Regions from separate parts of the Homo sapiens genome. Here region 2 is linked to region 1. Evidence: read pairs that join two places in POLR2A ChIA-PET (ENCODE). Cell type or tissue: IMR-90. All regions are shown on one strand. Links, peaks and the distances in the headings refer to the core of each region. The heading gives the core; the rest is flanking DNA.

Region 1 (6,422 bases), core at 1,291-5,290:
ATAAGAACATGAAATAAACTACAGGTAATATTTGCTAACGGATATTACATTTAAAAAGCACTGGCACTCTTATTGCAGCTAATAATGTTATTACACTTTCACCTTTTCTGAGTATGCTTATTTATTTATTTGATTATAAAAGAAATGCAAAAGTTGAAGCTTTTTACTAAGCAGTGATCAACTATAAATCTTGAATGTATTTGAAGGCATGATCAAAGGATAATTAAACTGTGGTTTAATTTTCCTTAAAGTCTACCAAGAAAAACTCACCTAGTATCAGAATCAGTTTGTCAGTAATTTCATGTAAGACATTTAGTTTGGAATTATTAAATAAAGAAGAAACAACATAGTTTGTTATTGAATATAAAGCACTACTCAGAAGTTCAAGCATGATAAAAATAAACACACAGTTTCTCTAAAGCTTATAGCTAATATTGTTTCTCTAGAGTCAAATGAATAATTGTATTTCTTCATATAGGCAATAAACTAATAAACTGCTATGTTATTATAATCTGAACAATGTAACCAAAATGTCATTTATTTTTAAATGTGTTTCTCAATAATAAAAAAGTTATAGGAATCAATGAATAAAACTATTATTGGTTTTGACTTTCTTACTCTATGTAGATTTATAAAAAGTAAACACATAAATCCAAAAATCATGCTTACACTTCTCTTGTGAATGATCAGAGCAATTCTAATAAAATATATTATGACATTCATGACTGAGCTATCGTTTATTAAAATATGTAACATACATATGCTTCTTTGTCAGATTTTAGATGATATGACCTGATTTTCTCAATGGTTTATGAATATATAAATTTTGCTAGGTTGAAATTTTTCTATTAAAATATTTAAACTACTTTAAATTCTTGAATAATACTTTAGAAATGTTACAAAGCAAAATGTACCACAAGCTACACTTGCATATCCCTTATACTAGGTAAAAGCAATCACATTAATTTGAAATTAAGCTATATTTTAATGACTAAAAAGTTCCATGTGAAGTCTGTTAATTATACGTAGAAGAAAAGGCCTCCAGGACACCTGATTAGTGCAACAAATTATGACTTACTCACTTAATAATGAGACCTTTGTCTCTAGCAACATAAAACGTACGATTTATTAAGTACCTTATCCTTCATGCTAGGATTGCTAAGAGCAAATGAGCAGAGTATATTAAGCAACATATATTATAAAAGCATCCATGTGTTATTAAGATTTGTTGATAATCTGACTTTTCAAAGAATATTTCCTTTGAGATGTTACATGAGGAAGTTTTTAATTAAGTGTTTAATAAAACATGTTAATTTTAAGTCAAAGCAGATTGCATTTTTAAAACAAAGTTCTAAAAGCTATAACATCATAAAGTTCTCAATTCTTCCCAGTGGATTAAATTTGTTGATAGAGTTTTTAATCTTCAAACATAAAATATATTCGATGTTATTTTCCTTTGACTGCCAGAGATAGTAAATTTCACCTTCAATTTTTACTAAAACATTTAAAGAAAACAACAGCCCTTATAAAATAATTTGAAATTGGTAATCCATAATATTATTGTGAGAGGGAATATTGGGAACTAAATTATCATTTGACATTATCAGTATTTAAAAACCACCATGAAGTACCAGCTACAACTAAAACATAATTTTAAAATTTTCTCATTAATATTGTTGTGGTTTACAGAAAATTTCAAATATTTTATCTCATATAGAAGGAAAATTTTGTATAGATAAAGACCACTAAAGCATGTTTTACATTTTTCTTGCCTGTGAAAAAAATCAAGTAGCTATAACATACTTTACTCATTACAGTTAAGAACTGTTAGATTGAAACTTTATTTCTGAAATATTTACTATAGAATTTCAGAATCCCTTCCTTGATTCCTTGATAGTAATCTTTTATGGTGCTATTCAATCTTGGTTAATTTTACCTCTATATTTTTACAGTAGTTGCCTCCCCTAGATGAGAGATTTTTAAGTAGTATGTGAATATATACTTACATGTGCTTTAAATCACTTAAAAAAAAAGTGCTTCCGAATGTCACTTTTACTTTCCCATCTGTAAGTGCTTCTTTTTTTTATTGTTGCCCATAGCATAGCTATCCTCATAAATTTCCCTGTTTTTAGACTATTGCCTTTGCATTCATATATTTAAGCGAGGTTGAAATTTTAACAAGATCTGAAAAGACCCACACTATAAGTGTTTAAATTTAACTATTCATATTAAATATATATATATGACTTTTTGCCTAAGGCATCAATGAAAGAAAGAAAACAGAAGCTAAACAGGAGAGTTAGAGAAAATGTCTTTATATAAACATGACCACCTACCAAGCAGCTCCTTTACCATTAGGGAAAACTTCCACTTTGTAATAACATAGATTAACAAACAAATGAACAACATACCTAAGTTGACAAAGCTCATGACCATGTCAGCATCATTCAGAAAGTTGGTATCATGGAGGCTGGCTAGAGGAGGACTCTGGGTGGTCAGAGGAGTCGTCCGAGATAACTGTATGCGACGAGGATACCCATTGGGAGAGGCTGGGTATCCCTTTCTTGCCCCTCTGGTCTCTTCTGCCAAGGATGCCCTTACTGAGTACTCCGACTCTTCAGGATTTTCTTCATTGGTCATGGCATTGTAGAGATCCAGCATAAAGAGAGGTGCAGAGGACGCTTGTTTTCCAGGTGAAAATGGTCTGGGTCTGTGAGGCAAACCCAAGATAGAGAGAATTTCCCTTTGTATTTCCCGTCTTTCGTGGTTCCGTAGTCTTCTATAAATAAAACTGGAGTGAACATGATTGTCTCCCAAACCTCCTTTTGCATAACCCACTAGAACCCAGCAGCTCCAGAGGAAACCCACAATACCCTTAAGTAAAAATACAGTCAGATGCATTTTTGTCCAAAAGCAAAAGTTGATATTTTTAGTCCTTCTTGTCCTCTTAAAAAAAAAAAAAACCTAAGGTTCTAGGAGGTACAGTTTCCCAGTAGCTGAAAAAACAAATTTACCTATTTTTCATGACAGTGACATTTCTGAGCACAACATCCTCACCGATTTTCCTGTCCTATTTTAAATATTTTGGAATATGTCAAGAGTAGTTATTTCTAAGAAAGCTGAAACTCAGATTTCCAATTATCCACAGTTGTTAAGAGTTTTTGCTGCATTGATGTAGCAGAAGACGGCTAATATTATTTGATCAGATGACCTATGCATTCCTATATGAATTTATGATAATCAGGCCTTTGGTATTTGAATTAGCAAAAGTTGATCTTCTGATAAACTGTAGTTCCCAAAGTAATCTTCACTTGCTTTTGAGTTCTTCTCAACCCTTGAGCTCTTTCCAAAACAAATCCTGATTTCTGAATCACAGATCTATGCTGATCTGCACCTTGGTGTTGGAATATATATCTGTCCGGCAGCTTGGTGATAACTTTAACATCTTTTGTGTCGTCTTAGTGTAAAATAATACTCTAGGTTGTACTATTCAAGTAAATGTGTTTCCCTGAATTTACTTGAAATCCTTCCTGTAAGTCCATTCAATCCCTTTCTCCTTCTTACTGTTAATTCCACCTCCAGCAGGCACAAATATACCAGCCCTCTTCAAGAGAGATCTAAAGAGTAGTGTAAGCACAACCCTGCTGGGAAAGAAGAGGCTTCTCATTGTAATTTGAAACTGGTAAAGCAAAAAGAACTTAACCCTTTTGCTACCAGAAAAGTCTCCATTTTCACAATTTTATAACCACGCATCTAACATGAAACAGTGATGCATGGGACATACAAATTCTAGGGGAAATAAAAGGCAGTTTTCAAGTAGTACACTGAAAATTTTGCCATCCATTTTACATAGTACTTCTTTAGATCTTTTTTCAGTGACATGTACTTAATACACTTCTGTATTAAGTCTCAGGTTGTGCCTAAGTTAGCTTGATGAATCTCGGTTCTGTATTTGAGATTATTTCTAGTTTTTGTAAGTCATTAAAATGCACTTCTTAAAAAATAAAAGGATGAGTTGTAAATTGAGGTTAATTCACTGTTTCTTAATGACAGCCAGATCCTTTTAAAATAAAATACAGCAGACAATTAATCACTAATAAATATATTCTAGCTGCCAAAATAGTAGTTGTAATAATTCAATAACAGTAATTAGATAACCTAGCTTTAAGTGTCTTTAAGTATTAAAATTTTAAGCAGAAAGTTGAAATACAAATATCCTAAGATGTAGTGTCATGATTCATAACTTTTAAGTTATTTCAGTTGAAATATACACAGACTTACAAATTAGATATTTCCCATAAATTGTATTCAATACTTTGACTTGTTTTAACCCATGCAAATAAACACAAATCAAATCGTCATGACTACATGCAGATTGAAATTTGAGTTTTTAAAATTTGATGGGTAAAATGGGGAAAATGCACACCTTTCTAAAATACCATACTTAATCCAAGGAAATGAGCAAAGTATGTGTTTATCCTTAATGTTTAATGCCTTTAAAATTTGGAAGTCTACAATGTTTTTGTGCAGCTATAATTTTCCTTACAGGCTCTCACTTAACCTTAGGGCTCACAATACTTTCATTGTCTGGGATAGTATGCTGATACCAATGTAAATTTATCGAGCAAATTCTAGAGCTGTTATGAAATTTTAATGTTTTTCCTTTACTCTACCTAGAGGCGCCTGGTTTCTTGTTTCTTTTTAAATATTTCCTCTGAATGTATAAAGAAAAGTCATATTTCTTAGAAGTCTTCAGTTATTGGTGAATGCAGAATACTGAAAGGGTTTGCAGAATCTTATTGTACGCATCATTTTCTTATACAAAGTTATTGCACGAAAACTTGATGTTGCTATTTAATATTTGCTTTACTGAAATTTAATTATTAATAGTCATGTAGGATGCCACAGTAGCAGATGCAAATGCTGACATACATGCAACACCCTTGTAAAATAGATATCACAAAGAATAGCAATAGTGCAGGTTGAAAGTAAGTTAAGAAATACCACTTCAAAAAGAAATAGTTTAAATGGCTAAAATTCTTGACATTGCTTATTTAACATCCAAACCAAACTAAGAAACAAAGTCAAATCAATTACTTCAAGACAAAAAGTTTCTCTGCATTTACAAAACATCCTAGATAAAGCAGGCTACAGTTCTCAATATTTTAAAATATATCATCAAAGTTATGAATTTGCTTCATTTGTCTCTAGAGCACAGCATAGAGTTACAAAGTAAAAATTTACCACACTAGAGGAAGAAACAACTCTTACTATCTTCCATATGTGTGGATTTTTGTTCTAAGATACATGTGAAAAATAAAAATGAGACTAGGCATCACAAGTCTTAAAAACTCATTTTCCCAAAGCATGATTTATAATATCAATCAGTGTAATTATAATTTAATTGTTTCACCAGGCATATAGCCTACCTCTATATTGGAAATCAGTTGCTAGTATTCTTAGTCAGAATATTAAGTAATCACCCTTCCCGCCGACCTTCCCTTCCAACTCAGACTAGATTTGGCAAACACTCATTTTTCAAAAAGATCAACTTGTGCAGTGAGAGAAAGAAAATAAAGAAAAAGCCTTCCAGGAATAAAGAGGAAATAGTAATCGCCAAACAAAAAGTCAGATTCATTTTCAATTAAAAGTATATGTATTTTACTCCATCATTTGAATTCTCAGGTAGACTTGTATGTGAGAGCAATTTGAAGGATAAAGTATTTTGCAACTGAAAAGTATAAACATTCCAAATTTCAGAGTATGTATTTAAAGTTGTATAAGGCATTGAACATACGGAATAAGCATATGCTGAGAAAGAAGACATGGGGACAGGAAAAACACCCAGGGCATCACAAAAATTGTGTCTAAAGATAAGCACATTTCAAAGAAAAAAAAAAGGAGCCTTGTAAAAATCTACCTTTCACAATGTAGTATTTCCCTGGGTATATCCTAATGTTAGGAACCTTCTGGTAAGGAACAGAGACAATGCAATTCATGTAAGAAGTATTTCTGCACTGTCATTCTTTCTGATCATTTTTCTCTTTCCCTCATTAAAATCTGACACATTTCGTTCATTGATATATAAACCAACTATGTCCAATCAACCAATTTTTTTTTTTTTGGCTTTTTAAAAGAAACTTGCTCTGAAAAAATTTGAAGCGTTTAAGTCTGTTTTGCTCACAAGGACCTTTCTATTTCACTTTTGGCTTTTTGTTTTTGTGTTGTTTTCTCCTTGAAAACATTTCTCCTTTCTCTCTATTAGGAGAAAAATCTCCTAATATAAAGATATGACTGCAGCGAAAGACAAATACCCAATATAAATGGCATCTGCTTTCTAAATTGTCTCTCAAATTAAAACAAAATTCAAAATCCTTTGAATGTAATTATAAATCTTAAGCAAAAGCTGTCTTAGATTGTAT
Region 2 (6,422 bases), core at 827-4,826, 180 kb before region 1:
TGAAATACCTTAATAGTTCTGGTAATTTTTTGGTGGATTTTTGTGAATATTCTGTGTAGATGAACATGTTATCTTAAATACATATAATTTTACTTCCAATGTCTTTTTGCCTCATGGTACTGGCTCCCATCTTTAGTATAATGTTGAACAGAAGTAGTGAGATCTGACATACATGTCTTGTTCTTGATCTTGATGGGAAAGTATTTAACACTATTAAGTATAATGTTAACTTTCCAGATATTTGTTGGTCCCTTTTGTCACTTTTAAGATGTTTTCCTTTTTTTCTTATTTCACTGAGAGGTTTTAAAATTTGTTTTAAAATCAGGAATGGAAGCTTGATTTTTGTCAAATACTTTTGATGAATCTATTGAGATGATCATATGGTTTTTCTTTTTTTACTTACTAATATGGTGAATTATATTGATTTTTTGCAATGTTAAACCAAACTTTCATTCCTGGTATAAAATATCTTTGGCTGAAAATGCATTATCCTTCTATCTATTTTATTCAGTTTCTAAAATTTTGTTCAGAATTTGAGATTCTATGATTATGAGGAAGAGTGGTCTGTAATTTTGCTTTCTTTAACTGTTTTTGTTTGGTTTTGATATTAATGCAACACTAGTCTTATCGAATGTACTATGAATCTAAAAAAATCTGTGTAGAATTAGTATTATTTTATCCTTAAATGTTTAGTAGAACTCACCTCTGAAGGTATCTGAACTTGAAGTTTTCTTGTAGAAACATTTTTTTACTACAATTTTAATTTATACACATAGTACCATTCAGGCTATTTTTTCTTGAATACACTTTGGCAGTTTGTGTTATTCAAACAAGTGTCTATTTCGGCCGGGCACGGTGGCTGATGCCTGTAATCCCAGCACTTTGGGAGGCCGAGGTGGGTGGATCACCTGAGGTCGGGAGTTTGAGACCAGCCTGACCAACATGGAGAAACCCTGTCTCTACTAAAAATACAAAATTAGCTGGGCATGGTGGTGCATGCCTGTAATCCCAGGCATGGAGCTACTCTGGAGGCTGAGGCAGGAGAATCCCTGGAACCCGGGAGCCAGAAGTTGCGGTGAGCCGAGATCACACGACTGCACTCCAGCCTAGGCCGCAAAAGCGAAACTCTGTTTCAAAAAAATAAAAGTGTCTATTTTATTTAATTTGACTAATCTATTATCATACAGTTGTTTACAATGTTCTCTTAACTGTTGTTTCAATACCTGTAGGATCTCTAGTGGGCCATCTTTCCATTCCAGATATTGGTAATGTGTGTCTTCTCAATTTCCATCTTTTTTCAGATTAGTCTGGCAAAAAGTTTTTAAGTTTTAAAAATATTTTCAAAGAGACAGTTTTGGGTTTCATTGGTTTACTGTCTTCATTTTGTTTTCTCTTTCATTAATGTTGACTGTGTCATTATTTTCTTATTTTTTGTGCATGTTTGTTTCTTAAGGTGGAAACTGAAATCATTGATTTGAACTCTTTAGTGCAGTCAATTTTCCTCTTTGTAGTGCTTTTTCAGTATCCCAGGAATGTTGCTATTTTGTGTTTATATTTGCTATTTTTTTTTCAGTTAAAAATAATTTCTGACCCCAGTGTGGTGGCACACACATGTAGTCCCAGATACTTGGGAGGCTGAGCCCAGAGAATACTTTGAGCTTGGGAGTTCCAATTCCAGCCTGGGCAATGCAACAAGATCCCATATCTTAAAAAATAAATAAATAAATGCTCTTCTATGTATTTTTTGACACATCAGTTATTTAGGAGTCTCTTAATTTCCTCATACTTGGGGATTTTATAGATTAATTTCTACTATTTATTGCTAATTTAGTTCCACCATGGTTAGAGAATACATTGTGTATTCCCTTAATGATTCTGTATTCATTGAGAGTTGTTTCACATACCAAATCTATCTCATGATTTATCTTAGTAAGTATTTCATGCTCATATAAAATAACGTGTATTATGTTATTAGATAAAATGTTCTAGAAATGTTAATTAAGTCAAGTTGGTTGTTGTTATTCAGTTTTCTATGTCTGTGCTGATTTTCTGCCTATTGTCTCTGTCAATTATTGAGTGAGGGATATTAAAATCTCCAGTTGCAATTATAAATTTGTCTCTTACTCATTGTACTTCTAGTTGTTGCTTTATGTATTCTGAAACTCTGCTATTAGGAACATAAACTTTAGGATTGTTATGTCCTTCTGATGAATTGACCACTTTGTACAAAATGACTTTCTGTACATGTAAAAATGGTTAAAATGGTACATTTTATGTACACTTTATATTTGTATACTTCACCAAAATTAAAATAATTGAACATTAAATTGGGTGAAAAAATAATTTAAAATCAATTGTTTGCAAGTGCCTCCCATAATACCTTTCTTTCTCTTTTTGTTCTTAATATACTCTAGATTGTAATGTTATGATTTATCCCTTTCACTTCTGTTGCAGCCTACTATTTCTCCTCTATGAAACATGGAATTTCCTAGGTTTATAGACTATTACCATCCCAGCCTTTACAGTCTAATCTAAACACTCTTGAGTGACTTATCTTAAATTGACGAACAAAGAAATAAAATTGAAACATTCTGTGCTTACTAAGGTCAAGTTATATTTTTAATCTAATTTATACTATTTGCCAATTAAAATAAGGAGCATTGTCTTCATGAAAGAACAATTGATCTGTTAATGATTTTAGGCAAGGAGAAGTTTATTTTATCTTAATCCAGCCTGTAGAAAAGCATTTCCTTTTCTTTTATGTGGTCTAAATTAAGTAAAAACATCATACTCTGAGCAAAGAAATCATGGAATGGGCCCCTTGCTATTGTGTGCTGATGTTAATATAGAAGAGAGACTTCATGACTGGAAGGCATCCATGATATTAAACAGGCCATGGTGCTGTGAAGTGCTGAGAGTGGTCATGCCGAGCAACAGGCCACAGGAATGCAAATCATCCACAAAGCCAAGAGTGGAGCTAGCAGGTGGCCTCGCCCATTCATCTGATGTCAACACTTTATTCAGCTCAGGCCCCTTTAACATCTGGGAAGGCCCACTATAGCTTTTAATTAAGTAGAATGCAGGCCATGCAGTGTTGCCTTCATTTAAAAAAAAAAAAAAAAAAAAAACCCACAGTCACAAAAAGAGGTATCTTCTATACACTGAGGGTCACTCTCCTTATATAAATAAATATGGGCATTTAACTTAGATTGTATGGAGGTTTTAGTTTCACAGATTTTTCCATACATTATTTCAGCATTTTATAGAAAATATTTATTTGGCTTTGGCGACAGATCAAATTTTCTTTTGGGGAAAAATGAGTTCTTTTAGTTCTCATGATTAACATTTCAGACTTTTGAGATATGTCTACTTTAAGGAGTTTTGGGATAACCATAACATATCATTTCAAAATGAGTTTATAGAAGATTAACCTATAGCAGTGGAAAGTGTCAGGTTATGGAATTAAGTCATTTTCTGAGGTCTGAATCTGAAGCCAAAGTCATTTGTAAGTGTAATTCTGTCTGTAAGTGCATAATACATGCACCCACACACATATTGAATATTTCAAGTTATGTAAAACAAGTCACTGTCAAAAACTATTTAAACCACTACTCTTTAAGAGCCTTTTAAGTGTGAAATTTCTTAAGATACTCATCATGTATAGTAAATATTTAAATTAGAAAGGCCAGCCAAGGTACAAAGTATTTAGAAGGTTCATTTAGAATTTCATAACAAAGATCTTATAATGTAATGAGGTTAGTATTTTCCTTCTTTAGATGTCTTTGAAAGGCAAAATTTTGCTTTCAGAGGTAAAAATGTTCAATGTCTTTGTGGGAAAATATTGTTTTCTCTTGGAAATAGGTTAAACTTTCCTATACAAGTAACCAGTTGTTATAAATTCTAAATTGTTAACCATGACATAATTTTTACAGAGTCTAGTAAAGTATTAAGAGAATCACACTAAGAAATCTTGAAATCATAAATCACATTTTTATATCCACATCCTTAAACCTTTGTCTAACATATAATAGGTATTCGATATGTGTTTGTTAAGAAATAAAGGAAGGAAGAAAGGAAGGAAGTGGGGGTGGTTCTAAGTGTTAAAGATGAGTGACAATATAAAACACGAAAATGATACATATCCATAAAATAAACAGAAAGATGAAACTTTCTTCATTCAAAGTCCTAACTTTTGAGCAGATTGTTCAACAGTCTTGAAAATCCAATTTTATCTGGATTTTGACTGACGTCTTATTCTTTTCTGCTAATTTAACCTTCTATCCTTATGTTTTTCACCTTTTTGAATGCAGACACACCTGCAAAACTTCTTCAAGATCTACATCATAGAGTTCCATTCCAGGCATGCTTATTCAGACTGTCCCATTTAGGAGCCTGATATACATACTATCTATGGAAACATTCCAGATGGTTCTCAGGCCCAACAAATACCAGTAACCACCGCTTTAGCAGCACCAAACTAAATGTTTTTCTTTCAACATACTTTTTTTAACCTCTCTATTTTTACTTATACTCTTCCCTCACCCTCAAATGCTCTTTTCTCCTCCTATTTCTAATCGAAGCTTAAGGATTTCTGCTAAGTTACATATCCCTTCCTCCAAAACTAAGGCCCCTGGAAAAATAATTGTTCTCTGACCTCTCCTAAATCATTTCACTTGTAGTTAATAAAGTTGGTTACTCGAGAATATTTTGCAGCACATTAAATTTGATTCCAAGCTCTCAATGTCAGGAGATCCCAATAAAAGCCATTATTAGAGAACTGCTGTAGTCACTAAGGATTTGTAGGTATTTAGGCTGGGTAGACAAGGGTCATCTTGCCTTCGTTGAGAATGCCCAGGCCCTCAGGCTCATTCAAATGGCTCTCTCCATCCATGCAAAATAAAAAAGTCTCAAGCTCTCTAACCATGGCTGAGTGTCCAGGCTCCATAGGCACAGTACAGAGCTATTCCTCTTTAACCCTGGGAGGGAGGGACTCAGGTTTGGCTTAAGTATTTTTACTTACTCAGTTCCTAGAGTGAGTTTCCCAATGGACTTCATCTTCTATGATACAATCTGCATAGGGATTATTATCAAGACATTCCCAGAAATACATAGGAGTTCCTATTTTCCAATCCACTAAAACGGCACCTAGAATTCTGAACACAGATCTATACTTTTGAGCTCCTTTAAGAAGGCAAATGTACCTGCTATATTTTGCTGTCTCTGTGGCAACAAAGATGAACCACAAAATAACCTCTCAACATATTACCCAACCATAGAATTTTTAACCGGTTACATGGATGTTTATTTCTCTATCTAAAATGTCAGTGATCTTGTTTGAGATTTGTAATTCATTCATCTTGAGTTATATACTAAACTGCTTGGTTATGAGCACTGTGCTAAATGCTAGAGATAAGAGGGAAAATAGAAGCTACCAATCCTCACCCTCATGATGCATATAATCTGGTGAACAACTCAAGCAAGTAAACAGGCAATTACAATATAGGATCCTGTGATGTGTACTTGAAAAGTATAGGAGGCTATGGGGGTATATGAGAAGGGCTGTCTAACCAAGGTTTTCACCTTTAGAACATAGTGCCTGTAGATAATTGGTGACTAATGTTTATTAACTGAATAATTTTAGAAAAAAATTTAAAAATACATTATAAATATCATCACTCATTTTTCAAGGTTGATAGGCCTCTATTGTGAAGGCAACACTTTTAAAATTTATGAAACGGAAAGATAATTCTTTCTCCACTATAATATTAAATTATACTGTTTTAATATTTACCTTCAGAAAAGGGGAATGCTGTGGGGGTCTACTGCTATTATCTGGACTATGGGAGGAATAAATAATATAAAAAACCACACTGATGAAAAAATGTCAATGGCATCAGAATTATGTTCAAGTCTCTTGCTAAGAATTAGGAAGACACAGCCTTATGTGCCCAGCACCATTCAGAAAGACTTGGGTTCTTAAGACCTGGAGTCATTCATCTCTAGATTAAGGTCTGATGGTGAGAGGATGTTGAATCCTGGGGCAAATCGATCCTGTGCAAGGTGAGGTGTCCTAAAAGGTGGTGAATATTTGCACAGTACAGATTAGAAGAAAAGCAAGATTAGGTAGAGTCGGGCAGGTAGTACTTGGTTGACAATGGAGAAATCTGACTTTAAAAAATGAGTGTTCCCAGGCCAGGTGCGGTGGCTTAGGCTTGTAAATCCAGCACTGTGGGAGGCGGAGGCGGGCGGATCACGAGGTCAGGAGATGGGGCCCATCCTGGCTAACACGGTGAAACCCCGTGTTTTTCTGTCTCTACTAAAAATACAAAAAGTTAGCCAGGCGTGGTGGCAGGTGCCTTTAGTCCCAGCTACTCAGGACGCTGAAGCAGGAGAATCGCTTGAACCCGGGAGGCGGAGGTTGC

What was found. Peaks named below come from ENCODE experiments on the same cell type or tissue, not always from the same donor. Only the 100,000 strongest peaks of a DNase experiment are listed, where the experiment ranks them.
Region 2: POLR2A ChIA-PET joins it to region 1 with 6 read pairs; 2 of 35 experiments call an interaction of 5 or more read pairs at or near these places.

Annotation. Positions count from the first base shown.
Region 1 is chr6:55,871,965-55,878,386 of GRCh38, forward strand. BMP5 (bone morphogenetic protein 5) reads right to left here and starts at 3,626. Exons shown (of 7, transcript NM_021073.4): 1 at 2,412-3,626. The coding sequence starts at 2,901. In IMR-90, for the core only: no CTCF peak of the experiment used is centred there; no DNase peak of the experiment used is centred there; H3K27me3 peaks cover 150 bases.
Region 2 is chr6:55,691,424-55,697,845 of GRCh38, forward strand. No RefSeq gene overlaps it. Among named protein-coding and RNA genes, the nearest start is that of HMGCLL1, 120 kb to the left of the region's middle. RefSeq lists an enhancer at 2,692-3,212. In IMR-90, for the core only: no CTCF peak of the experiment used is centred there; a DNase peak (open chromatin) is centred at 2,938.